Regions from separate parts of the Homo sapiens genome. Here all the other regions are linked to region 1. Evidence: chromatin contacts called from ENCODE Hi-C or POLR2A ChIA-PET data. All regions are on one chromosome and are shown on one strand. Each heading gives the region's core, a stretch centred on a gene start or an enhancer-like site at or near the end of the contact. The rest is flanking DNA. Distances are from core to core; before and after follow the strand shown. Region 1 has its middle 30 kb from the start of IFNAR2. Region 2 has its middle 24 kb from the start of IFNGR2. Region 3 overlaps IFNAR1 (interferon alpha and beta receptor subunit 1).

What was found. Hi-C counts contacts between places; a loop is a spot of excess contacts on that map. ChIA-PET counts read pairs that join two places held with the same protein, here RNA polymerase II (POLR2A). Pooled maps may share reads with other maps.
Region 2: a map of heart right ventricle shows a loop between it and region 1 (7-fold over the local background). The contact joins two enhancer-like sites. A Hi-C loop is called at or near these places in 74 of 168 maps with a recorded cell type or tissue (A673, CD14-positive monocyte, CD4-positive, alpha-beta T cell and 44 more), 31 of 37 single-sample maps with no recorded cell type and 41 of 50 pooled maps. POLR2A ChIA-PET finds 5 or more read pairs at or near these places in 9 of 52 experiments (CD4-positive, alpha-beta T cell, CD4-positive, alpha-beta memory T cell, GM12878 and 6 more).
Region 3: a map of transverse colon shows a loop between it and region 1 (3-fold over the local background). The contact joins two enhancer-like sites. A Hi-C loop is called at or near these places in 9 of 168 maps with a recorded cell type or tissue (CD4-positive, alpha-beta T cell, GM11168, endothelial cell of hepatic sinusoid and 5 more), 1 of 37 single-sample maps with no recorded cell type and 3 of 50 pooled maps. POLR2A ChIA-PET finds 5 or more read pairs at or near these places in 5 of 52 experiments (Caco-2, GM12878, OCI-LY7 and 2 more).

The regions. Positions count from the first base shown.
Region 1 is chr21:33,198,307-33,202,239 of GRCh38, forward strand. No RefSeq gene overlaps it. Among named protein-coding and RNA genes, the nearest start is that of IFNAR2, 30 kb to the right of the region's middle. Within about 2 kb of position 1,630, at least 4 of the 41 ENCODE cell types and tissues checked have a DNase peak (open chromatin) inside an H3K27ac peak, as active enhancers do; they include CD14-positive monocyte, OCI-LY7 and heart right ventricle, where a contact is called at or near this core.
Region 2 is chr21:33,377,924-33,381,856 of GRCh38, forward strand. No RefSeq gene overlaps it. Among named protein-coding and RNA genes, the nearest start is that of IFNGR2, 24 kb to the right of the region's middle. RefSeq lists enhancers at 2,119-3,318, 2,481-2,640. Within about 2 kb of position 2,113, at least 35 of the 41 ENCODE cell types and tissues checked have a DNase peak (open chromatin) inside an H3K27ac peak, as active enhancers do; they include CD14-positive monocyte, OCI-LY7 and heart right ventricle, where a contact is called at or near this core.
Region 3 is chr21:33,345,812-33,349,744 of GRCh38, forward strand. IFNAR1 (interferon alpha and beta receptor subunit 1) reads left to right here. Exons shown (of 11, transcript NM_000629.3): 7 at 3,280-3,479; 8 at 3,578-3,732. Among named protein-coding and RNA genes, the nearest start is that of IFNAR1, 23 kb to the left of the region's middle. Within about 2 kb of position 1,945, at least 3 of the 41 ENCODE cell types and tissues checked have a DNase peak (open chromatin) inside an H3K27ac peak, as active enhancers do.

The DNA of each region.
Region 1 (3,933 bases), core at 380-2,879:
AAAATACTGGCACATAAATTTAAAGTTACTAAATATTTGCTGGTGTGTTAGGAAAAACACATAGTCTGCATGCAGAAAACAGGAATTATACAAACTAGCATGATCAGACATATTTAAGATGTCAGCTGAGTTACTCTAGGGCAGAGCCCAAGGATGAAGCTTGGCTGAGGGAGGATAGGGGAAGTGCCTTGGGACCTTTAGATTATGGGTGGAAGGAACAAAAGACCCACATGGAACAAGACACTAGAGTTGGATTGACCCTTTGGGGAAGGAGAAGTTACGATATGACATCTAAACCGCAAGGAAGATGCCAGAAAAAGAAAGAATAATATATTGTGTAAGCAAGCAATTTCTTAATTTTAAACGTGTTTTTATATTCAGGTGAAATTGTTTTATTCAAGGTTGAATGACTACTAAGTTGCAGCTAATCAGAAGTTGAGAAAGAAATGCTTGGCAGTTGGAATCCAGTTTTTGCACATAATCAGAACCAGTACTGTCAGTTTCATGGCGTCTCAAAAGCTAAGACTGAGAAGGAAAAAGGGAACAGAGCCGGCCTTGTCACACCACAGACGGGAGCAGAAGTGCAGAACTGTCCCCATGGCATGTGTTCAAAAGAGTATCGTGTAGCAAACCCTAACCACAGCAGCAGTGGCTGAGCTAATCCTGGCTGGATCCCAGTAAGGCCCTTCTCGAGTCCCAGCAATGACGATGGTAGATTAGCAATCTCTTCTCAATGTGTCAATATCATCTATGTTTCTACCCTGCTAGCCTCCTCTTTTCCTTCTTTCTACCCCACCCTCAATTAACCATGCCTCCTCTTACAATTTCTAGTCTGCAAGAGACTAGGACAATAGAGAATCAAAAACTAGGGTAGAAACACAGAGGCTGCTGTGGTTAGCGCTTGCTGCGTGATAGATAGGTTTGGTTTTGTAGCAATAACACAAGGCGGAAAGTGATAGAAAATTCAACATTCTAACTGCAATTCACCAAATCTTATCTCCAGACTTGCGGTGTTTATAGTTTCAGCAACACAACCTGACTGCCAGGAGGAGAGTGAGGATAATAGCATGAATCCGACTGACAAGGAATATGTCTTGGAGAGCCGTGAACCATACCAGGAAGAGATTTTTTGCTTATAAGAGCATATTTGTTTGTGGGCTCTTTCCAGGAGCAATAGACTAAGTTGAAGATGTTTTATAAAAAGATAGTTTTATAGAACAGATATTAGGAAACTATTTTTTTATGATGACACACGGATCTTCAGCCTTGAGACTGTATCTTCCAGCCTGGTTGATCCTTCTGCACTGGTTGGTACACAGTCACTTCCCTGAATGTCCCCATCTCAATCCTCCCCACACTACCCTGTCCACTGAGTCCCACCCCAGGACCATCCCCAGCCCAGCCTCACAGTCCAGCATCCACAGGGTTAATGGCAGACACAGTAGAGAGCCGCAACAGTTGCTAAATATTGTCAATATCAACCCTGATTACAGGCGATCGATTCTACAAAGAACTCTACAAAGATTCTACATTCTTTATTCTATATAGATTCTGTAAAAGAAGAATCTAAGCACTTTGTTCTGCACCGTCCAAACATGAGTCATTGTTTTCAGGGCATCATTTGGCTTTTAACACAAAGACCCAGCAGAGGGAGCCGTTTCCTAACATGAAAGGAGCTATAGGCCCTGCTAAGACAGCAACTGTTATTAGTATTATTCCACTAGAGCTGCCATAGAGGGGTGACGTCAACAACAGAAATGTATTTTCTCACAGTTCTGGAGACTGGAAGTCTGAAATCAAGGTGTCAGCAGAATTGGTTCCTTCTGAGATCTCTCTTCTTGGCTCATAGATGGCGGATTTCTGAGTCTTCACATGGTCACCCCTCTGTGTCTGTGTCCTAATCTCCTCTTCCTATTAGGACATCAGTTATATCAGATTAAAGCCCCCTCTCCCCATGACCTCGTTTTACCTTAATTACCTTCCTAAAGGCCCTTTCTCCAAATGCAGCCACATTCTGAGAGGTACTGGGGGATAGGACTTCAACATATAGATATTTGGGCTTCAATATATATATATATATGAATCCTATCCCCCAGAGGCACTGAGGGATAAGACTTCTATATATAGTAGCCTTTCAAACATGTATACATTTCAAAATGTTTTTCTGTTGTTTTCTATAGGTTAGATTGCCCATTGTGTTGACTCCCATAATAAGTCAATGGTTTAAAGTCTTTGTCCTACCACCACATTGGCACACATCCATGGTGTGCTCAGATGGGAAGAAATTCAGACCTGAGTCCCTGCCTTCAGCAGATCCTGCAAGTTCACATATCTAGATATAGAAGGAAGTCTTGAAGATAGACACATGCAGGGTGGCTGGCAGCCATCTGCAGAGGCCACCAAATGGAGAATGGCAAATGTTAAGGACAAGATAGTGGAGCCATTCCAGACATCTTTGAAACCAGTCTTATAGACTCTCCTCCCTCTGATTCCCCCCTCTCCTGTCCCAACTTTACACACCCAAGGCCTGGCAGTTCTGCTGATTGGCTAGCCTGGATTTGCACAGAGAACAACTCACTGGACCAGATGTGCTTCATCAACCCCACGGTTAGACAATAGCATTCTGACTACAGTGGCGCATCCTCAGCCTCCCCAGGCAAACAGATTCTTGTCCCATACATCCCTTACTTACAGCCTTGGAGCTGGGATGATGGCGGTTACCCTTATCATGCTAACTGGCTTATAGACCCACTACAGACCTCACCCTGCTGTCTCAAAATGTAATCTACCCATATCTGAAGGGTTGTCTTAAGGATGCATGAATGTATCTAAATAATTATCAATGATGCTTGTTTGCAATAAAGTGATTATCTTGCTCTACAATCACTTTATTGCAAACAAACATCATTAGAAAAATATTGTTATAACCTTCTTTACAAAATCATGTATAAGAGATTTCATGCAAAATAGACCATGACCACTGCCATTATAGTAGATGGGACCCAGAAAGAACAGCCCTTTGCTTAAAGTAGGATTCTATGTGCACTCACTTTACCATAAGATTACTGTGACTTGCTGAGTGTACCAGGATGTTAGAGGTGTAATTTAATTTCTCAAAGAGATTGAAAGCCAGTGCCTGGGTTCAAAAGGCGAGGAGGCTTGCTCCTTTCTTTTCTTTTCCTTTTTTTTTTATTATTTTCTTTTCTTTTTTGAATAGGGTCTCGCTCTGTCACCCAGGCTGGAGTATAGTGGCACGATCATGGCTCACTGCAGCCTCAACCTCCCGGGCTCAAATGATCCTTCCACCTCAGCCTCCCGAGTAGCTGGGACTACAGGTGCACACCACCATGCCAGGCTAATTTTTAAATTTTTTTGTAGAGACCCCCAGGGGTCTCCCTATGTTGCCCAGGCTGGCCTCAAACTCTTGGGCTCAAGCCATCCTCCCGCCTCAGCCTCCCTAAGTGCTGGGATTACAGGCGTGAGCCACAACTCCTGGCCAATGCAAAGCTTTCCACACCCCTCTGGGTTGGGGGATAGGGGCAGGTCTAATGAAACAGCAGGTAGTTCTGAATTAACACTGAATCTCTCAGCCATTGATTCGAGACTGCAGAAGTCAGCAGGGGCCTTTCCCTTTGGAGATGGAAGTGCCATTGGCTCAGCCCCTTTAATATACGACCCAAGATGTCAACTCATGGACCCTGCATCCTGTCTTTGGATCTCCCCATTTACACTATTGTAACCTCAGGACTTCTTCAAGTCTGCCAGAGGAATCCACTCACACAAAAGAAGCACTGTGGGCTCCTTGGAAAGTATGGTAGAGAGGCAGGGTGGGGTGTGGCTCAGTAATTACGGCACATACTCCACAGCAAATGACCTCACAATAGTGCTTTGGCATTTCTGTTCCCCACACCCCTTTCCCGATGCCCTCCCTCA
Region 2 (3,933 bases), core at 863-3,362, 180 kb after region 1:
TATACACACACGCTGTGTGGAGCCTGGGACATTCCAGAGATGTTGGTATATGGCAAAGCAATTTATTTGCATACATTTGACATGTATCCAGTCACTTTCCCAAGCTCATGGATACTGGCAAAGCTGTCTTGTTTATTTGTTTGTTTTGAGACAAAGTCGTGCTCTGTTGCCCAGGCTGGAGTGCAGTAGCACCATCCTGGCTCACTGCAACCTGTGCCTCCCAGATTCAAGCGATTTAGAGCCTCAGCCTCCTGAGTAGCTGTAATTACAGGTGCGCCACCACACCCGGCTAGTTTGTGTACTTTTAGTAAAGACGGGGTTCCGCCATATTGGCCAGGCTGGTCTTGAACTCCTGGCCTCAGGTGACCCTCCCACCTCGGCCTCCCAAAGTGCTGCGATTACAGGCATGAGCCACCATGCCCGGCCATGGCAAAGCTTTTAATTGCATCTAAGTGTTTTAGAACAGTAGTTCTCAAAGTATCCAGAACTCCTTTCAGAGGGGATGCAAGGTCAAAACTGTTTTCATAACCAACCAAGAGATGAATTGTCTTTTTCACTATCATTCTTTCAGTGGGATATGCAATGGGATTTTCTAGCGGCTGCATATGTGATATTGCACCCGTGCAGAGCAGAGCAGATGTAAAAACCCAGCTTCCTTCTATTAGGACAGAAACTAAAGAGATGTTTTAAAATCTCTTTTTAAAGAATAGCAATTTTGGCCGGGCGCGGTTGCTCACGCCTGTATTCCCAGCACTTTGGGAGGCCGAGGCGGGCAGATCACTTAAGGTCAGGAGTTTGTGACCAGCCTGACCAACATGGTGAAACCCTATCTCTACTAAAAATACAAAAAGTTAGCCGGGCATGGTGGCATATGCTTGTAATCCCAGCTACTTGGGAGGCTGAGGCAGGAGAATCGCTTGAACCCAGGAGGCAGAGGTTGTACTGAGCCAAGATCGCACCGCTGCACTCCAGCCTGGGCGACAAGAACGAAACTCTGTCTCAAAATACATAAATCAAAATTAAATGGCAAAACTCTGGAGAATGCTGGAGGAATGTGTGACCTCCAAATTAAGCAGAGCATCTGTGAGCTGGATGTCCCGTACCCGTTAAAAGTCACTCCCCGTCTCCCCTCCTGCCAGCCCCTGGCATCCATTAATGTACTTTCTGTCTCTATGAATACGCCCATTTTGGAAATTTTACATAAAGAGGATCATACAATACATGACCTTTGTGACTGGCTTCTTTCACTCAGCATCACATTTTTGAGGTTGGTCCATGTCGAAGCGTGTATCAGTGCTTCTTTTCTTTATTGCCAAATAATTTCCACCATTTGGATATGTCGCGTGCTTTGTATCTAGTTATAAGTTGATGGACATTTGGCTTGTTGCCACTTTTGGGGGCGATTATGAGCAGTGTTTTAGGGGCCCACTTTCTTTTTCTTTCTTTTTTTTGAGCAATTTTATCAAAGAATACTTTTTTGTTTTGGAAAATATATTTTTCATGAAAAATATGTGGTTTCTGTTAACATGTAATTGATATGTTACTTTTTTTTTTTTTTTTTGAGATGGAGTCTCACGCTGTCGCCCAGGCTAGAGTGCAAATGGCGTGATCTCGGCTCACTGCAACCTCTGCCTCCTGGGTTCAAGCAATTATCCTGCCTCCCGGGTTCAAGTGATTCTCCTACCTCAGCCTCCCGAGTAGGTGGGATTACAGGCAGGCACGACCACACCCAACTAATTGTTTGTATTTTTAGTAGAAACGGGGTTTCACCACGTTGGCCAGGCTGGTGTCAAACTCCTGACCTCGGGTGATCCACCTGCCTCGGCTCAGGACAAACCACCCAAAATATGGCCATAGGAGATCAGAACATGCCAAAATATACTTCCTTGGCATATTTTGAGCTGGTTATTTTGAGAAACTACAGGCACAGGAACAGCTGAAAAGCTGTCCTTTTGTAAAGAAAATTTATATCTACAAAGGAAATCTACATCGGTAAATTGTATCAGGCAGAAGGCCTGGGATATCTCTATTTTTTTTTAATACCTCTATTAGCTCAGAGACTGTTTCTCTGCAGAGCAGGACAGGGATTGCTCACCAAGCACTTACTTCCCTTTCCCTGCCATGACTTGCTGTTGCTTAATCCCCGGAAGCCTCAAGCCTCTACTCCTTTCTGTAGAGCAGAATGCTGTATAAGGCCTGACATGGTGGTCACACCTGTAATCCCAGCACTTTGTGGGGCAGAGGCAGCTGGATCACTTGAGGTCAGGAGTTTGAGACCAGCCTGGCAAATATGGTGAAACCCTGTCTCTACTAAAAATACAAAAAACAATTAGCCAGGTGTAGTGGCACATGCCTGTAATCCCAGCTACTCAGGAGGCTGAGACAGGAGAATCACTTGAACCTGGGAGTCACGGGTTGCAGTGAGGAGCCGAGATCACACCACCACACTCCACCCTGGGTGACAGAGCAAGATTCTGAAACAAAACAAAACAAAAAACCCAAACAGAATACTGTATAAACCTCAATCATCTGGACTTTTTGAGCCTCAGATTTGGTGGGACTTCCATGCGTATACACATAATTAAAATGGTTTTAGTGGAGAGACTGTCATCTGTCCACTGTCAGTTTACTTCATAGACTCAATTATCAAACCTTCAGAGAGTAGAAAGTTTTACTCTCCACCACACTAGTCTTTAAACATGCGTGGTGTCTCTAACATGCAGCCGAGCTGAGAACACTGGCTGGGCTATCTTCAGGCCTCCCACGCCCTCCGCTGTGACTCGCTCTGACTCACACAACAGGATGGCAGAGGCTTGGCAAGACAGGAAGCCAACGCCTGGGGCAGCAGCCAGGTCTGTGCTCCCGGAAATCCACATTTGGTCAAAGGGGACACTTCGGGGTTGGTCCTCCCTCTGGCTGGGTTGGCCCGATTTCTTCCTGCCTTGCCCCCATGCTTCAGAGACTCCTCCACACAGAGCTGGTCTTAAAGCATAAACAAAACCCATGGATGATGGGGCCACAGAGATTAAATGGCAAGACCCCGGAGGATGCTGGAGGAATGTGTGACCTCTAATTATGCAGAGCATCTGTGAGCTGGATGTCCCGTACCCGTTAAAAGTCACTCCTCGTCTCCCCTCCTGCCAGCCCCTGGCATCCATTAATGTACTTTCTGTCTCTATGAATGCACCCATTTTGGAAATTTTACATAAAGAGGATCATACAATACATGACCTTTATGACTGGCTTTTTTCACTCAGCATCACATTTTTGAGGTTGGTCCATGTCGAAGCGTGTATCAGTGCTTCTTTTCTTTATTGCCAAATAATTTCCACCATTTGGATACATCGTATGCTATGTATCTAGTTATAAGTTGATGGACATTTGGCTTGTTGACACTTTTGGGGGCGATTATGAGCAGTGTTTTAGGGGCCCACTTTCTTTTTCTTTTGTCTTTTTTTTTAACATGGTCTCACTCTGTCGCCCAGGCTGGAGTGCAGTGGCACAATCACAGCTCACTGCAGCCTCACCCTCCTGGGCTCAAGCAATCCTCCCACTTTAGCCTCCTGAGTAGCTGGGACTACAGGCATGAGCCACCACATCCAGCTAATTTTTTTTTCTTTTTTTTTTTTGTAAAGATGGGGGTTTCCACATTGCCCAGGCTGGTCTCAAACTCCTGGGCTCAAGTGATCCACTGCCCTCGACCTCCCAAACTGCTGGGTGCTGGGATTACAGGCGTGAGCCACCACTCCCAGTCTAGGGGCCCACTTTCGAATCACAAGCAGCCACTTTCTGGAAGGCACCTCATCACGCATTGGCAGGGCTATGTCCCTCACAGGTTGCCCCAGATGACGGTCTTCCCAAGTGACTTCTGCTCCAGGTCCACTGTTCAGGCTCCCCTTGGTCCTACCCCTCCAGACATCCAGCCTTGGGGGG
Region 3 (3,933 bases), core at 695-3,194, 150 kb after region 1:
TGACAAAATTTTGTAGTAGATACTTCGGTGGGAAAGAAAGTTGGAAAGAACTATGTTCTATGTGGTTGAGCAGAGGCTAGCTAAACATGGATGAAGTCCAGGCGCTGCATAAATGAAAGAGAACTGGCCTGGTGCAGTGGCGCATGCCTATCGTCCCAGCTACTCAGTGGGCTGAGGCAGGAGGATTACTTGAGGCCAGGAATTGAGGCTGCAGTGTTGTATGATCACACCTGCTAGTAGCCGCTGCACTGCAGCCTGGGCAACATAGTGAGACCCCCATCTCTAAGCATTAAAATTTTTAAAAAGCTGATAAAAGAGAACTGCATGTAGTTTATATTGATTGGAAAATTGTAGGAGATGAATAGAGAAAAGAGAAGAGGAAAATTAAGTAGAAGGAAAAATGGGTTATGGGGAGAAAAGAGATGGAAAGAAAGATATACATTGGTGGCAGAGGAGTAGAGAGAGCAAAGGCAAGTATAGCTAAGACAGGAAAGGAAAAGTCAGAAGAAACTGGAAAGAAACAGAAAAAATGAGGGAGAAGGGAAGTGTAAGTACCGCTATGATCAATTTCTATCTTTTAGTGTTAATTTTGAACCAAGGGTGACTGGTAGAATGCAAATGCATTTATGTGCATATGTGCCCCACAATGCATATATAACCTCACAAACCAATCAGGAAACTGTTCAGTAGTCTTTTGTGTATACCTCACTTTCAGAAGTGAATAAATAATAGGGTCACCAAATAGATAATGAGAGGTATTTCTGATAGCTGATCTCTAAGCTTCTTTTGGGTACTTACCATATTGTACAAAGCACTGAAGAAATGGAAAGAGTCAGCAGAATCAAACGTGGTTCAAAAATTGAAAGCAGTTAGCCAACATTGCAAAGTGTTGTGTGGTTTAGGACTAAAGAGTGGTATACAAATTATAAGGGTTGCAGAAATTGAAAATGTAAAGGTGAATAGGGGCTAAAGAGACCAAAGAAGCCATAAGGAAAGAGATAAGGTATGAACAAGGCCTTGATTGTTAATTCAGATTTTTTTTAAGTAGACAACTATTAGATGTTAGTTTTCTGTGTCTGTAACTAATTACCACAGACTTAGCAACTTAAACAGCTGTTTATTGTCTCAAAGTTTCTGTGAGTCAGGAGTCCAAGCGTGGCTTAGCTGGCTCTTCTGCTAAGCAGTCAAGGAGTCAGTCATTCATACAAGACTTGGGGGCCGCTCCCAAGCTCACATGTTGTTGGCAGAATTTATTTCTAGAGCTCATGGTGGCTCACTTCTTAGAGGCCATCAGGAAGGGAGAGTCTGACCTCTAGATCCTTTTTTTTTTTTTTTTGAGACGGAGTCTCACTCTGTCACCCAGACTGGAGTGCAGTGACATGATCTCAGCTCACTGCAACCTCCGCGTCCTGGGTTCAAGTGATTCTTCTGCCTCAGCCTCCCAAGTAGCTGGGACTACAGGTGTGCACCACCACACCCAGCTAATTTTTGTAGTTTTAGTAGAAACGGGGTTTCACCGTATTGGCCAGGCTGGTCTCGAACTCCTGACTTCAGGTGATCCACCCGCCTCAGCCTCCCAAAGTTCTGGGATTATAGGCGTGAGGCACCGCGCTCAGCCATTTTTTTTGTATTTTTAGTAGAGACGGAGTTTCTCCATGTTTGCCAGGCTGTTCGCAAACTCCTGGCCCCAAGTGATCTGCCCACCTCAGCCTCCCAAAGTGCTGGGATTAGAGGCATGAGCCACCATGCCTGGCCTAGATCCTCTTTTAAGGGGTTCATCTGATTAGGTCAGGCCCACCCAGAATAGTCTCTCATTTGATTCAACTGATTTGGGACCTTAATTACATCTGTGAAATACCTTCTCTTCTGCCACTTAATGTAACCTAATTATGAGAGGAGGGCCTCCATCGTATTTACAGGTCCTGCCCATGCTCAAGAGGAGGGGATTATACAGGATGTGTACACCAGGGGGCAGGAATCTTGGGGGCCATCTCAGAATTTTGCCTTCTCCAGTGGGGAGGATGTCCTTCTAGAGTAGCAGAACATTTGGACACCAGGTGGCAATGGGAAGAAAGCTGAATAAGTAGAATGGGACAAGATTAGGGTCAACCTCAGGCTGTCCTGTAGGCTTTTGGGGATTTTGTGTTGGGGTGATAGTTAACCTGAGCTCTGGATTTGAGGAAGGTGCATGCGGCGACATGGTATGTGGGAGAGTGGACTAAGGAGACACTAAAGAGAGATAAGGAAACCAGTCAGGAGGCTATTAGAGTTCTGGGCTTGAACTGAGATGCTTTTAGCTGTTGGTTTCTGGGCAAGTTACTTAACCTCTTTAGTCTCGTACTTATACTTGCTCTTATAACCCCGCAGTGTGTCTCTATTTTAGCACTTAATCAGTGTCCATTGGTATGCTGGCGCATGTTTAGCAGCTGGCTTTCCAGAAAGAAAAAGTCCTATTTTGTAGTGTTTGCTGATTTTTATGATATAAATATTCCCACCATGGCCACTTTCAAGCCACCAGCCTGATGTCCCTGAATATGGAGTTGGGAACATATGCACAGTAGCACACCACTATCATATAGCTACAATAGATAAAGATAGCCCCAAGAGCTTAGAAAATAAAATGTAGTAAAATAATTAGGACAAGATGAATTTATTTATTACCTCTGTCTTTAAAACAATTTTTTATTTGCAAATTTATATAACTTAATTTTTAGTAATGGTTTTTCTTTAAAAACCAGTTTGTATTTTAGGAGGCCGAGGTAGGTGGATCACCTGAGGTCAGGAGTTCAAGACCAGCCTGGCCAACATGACGAAACCCCATCTCTACTAAAAATACAAAAATTAGGCAGGCCTGGTGGCGTGCACCTGTAATCCCAGCTACTCAGGGGGACAGAGGCAGGAGAATTGCTTGAACCCAGGAGGCAGAGGTTGCAGTGAGCCAAGATCCTACCACTCCACTCCAGCCTGGGTGACAGAGCGAGACTCGGTCTCAAAAAAAAAGCCAAAAAAAATAAACCAGCTTGCAGCATTCCTGGAAATTCTAACTAACAGATGTTCTTGCATATTGATATGAGCCACCTCCAGCAGAGCACAACATGACCACAGTCTGGAACAGTCTTTGGTTTTCTTTTATGTTAGATGCATATCTCTTCCATTGTTTGTGAGTTTCCTGAGTGTGGATACTATTTATTTCTGTAACCTTAGCCCCTAACATAGTGTCTGGCAATTGTAAATACTTAATAAATATCTAATGAATTTAAAAAATATTTGTCTTAAAAGCGCCTTTTTAAAAAGGAATCCTGGAAACCATTTGTATAAATGGAAACAAATACCTGACTGTGAAAATGTCAAAACTACCCAGTGTGTCTTTCCTCAAAACGTTTTCCAAAAAGGAATTTACCTTCTCCGCGTACAAGCATCTGATGGAAATAACACATCTTTTTGGTCTGAAGAGATAAAGTTTGATACTGAAATACAAGGTAAGGCAGTAGTTTTTACTGGAGATTGTAATTCTCTGGTGCAAGTTTTTAAAATTGTTTTTCTAATTGAACATTATTTCTTTACAAATTTTTTCTAGCTTTCCTACTTCCTCCAGTCTTTAACATTAGATCCCTTAGTGATTCATTCCATATCTATATCGGTGCTCCAAAACAGTCTGGAAACACGCCTGTGATCCAGGATTATCCACTGATTTATGAAATTATTTTTTGGGAAAACACTTCAAATGCTGAGGTAAAAAGACTGTATAGTATAATTTTGTAACTTAGAGTTATAATTATGATTTGGGTAAATAAAGCTTGAATGTAAAATTTGGGGGAAATTTTTAAACTTTATGTGGGCTGGATGCAGTGGCCTGTAATCCCAGCACTTCAGGAGGCCAAGGCGAGAGGATCACTTGAGCCTAAGGGTTTGAGACCAGCCTGGGCAACATAG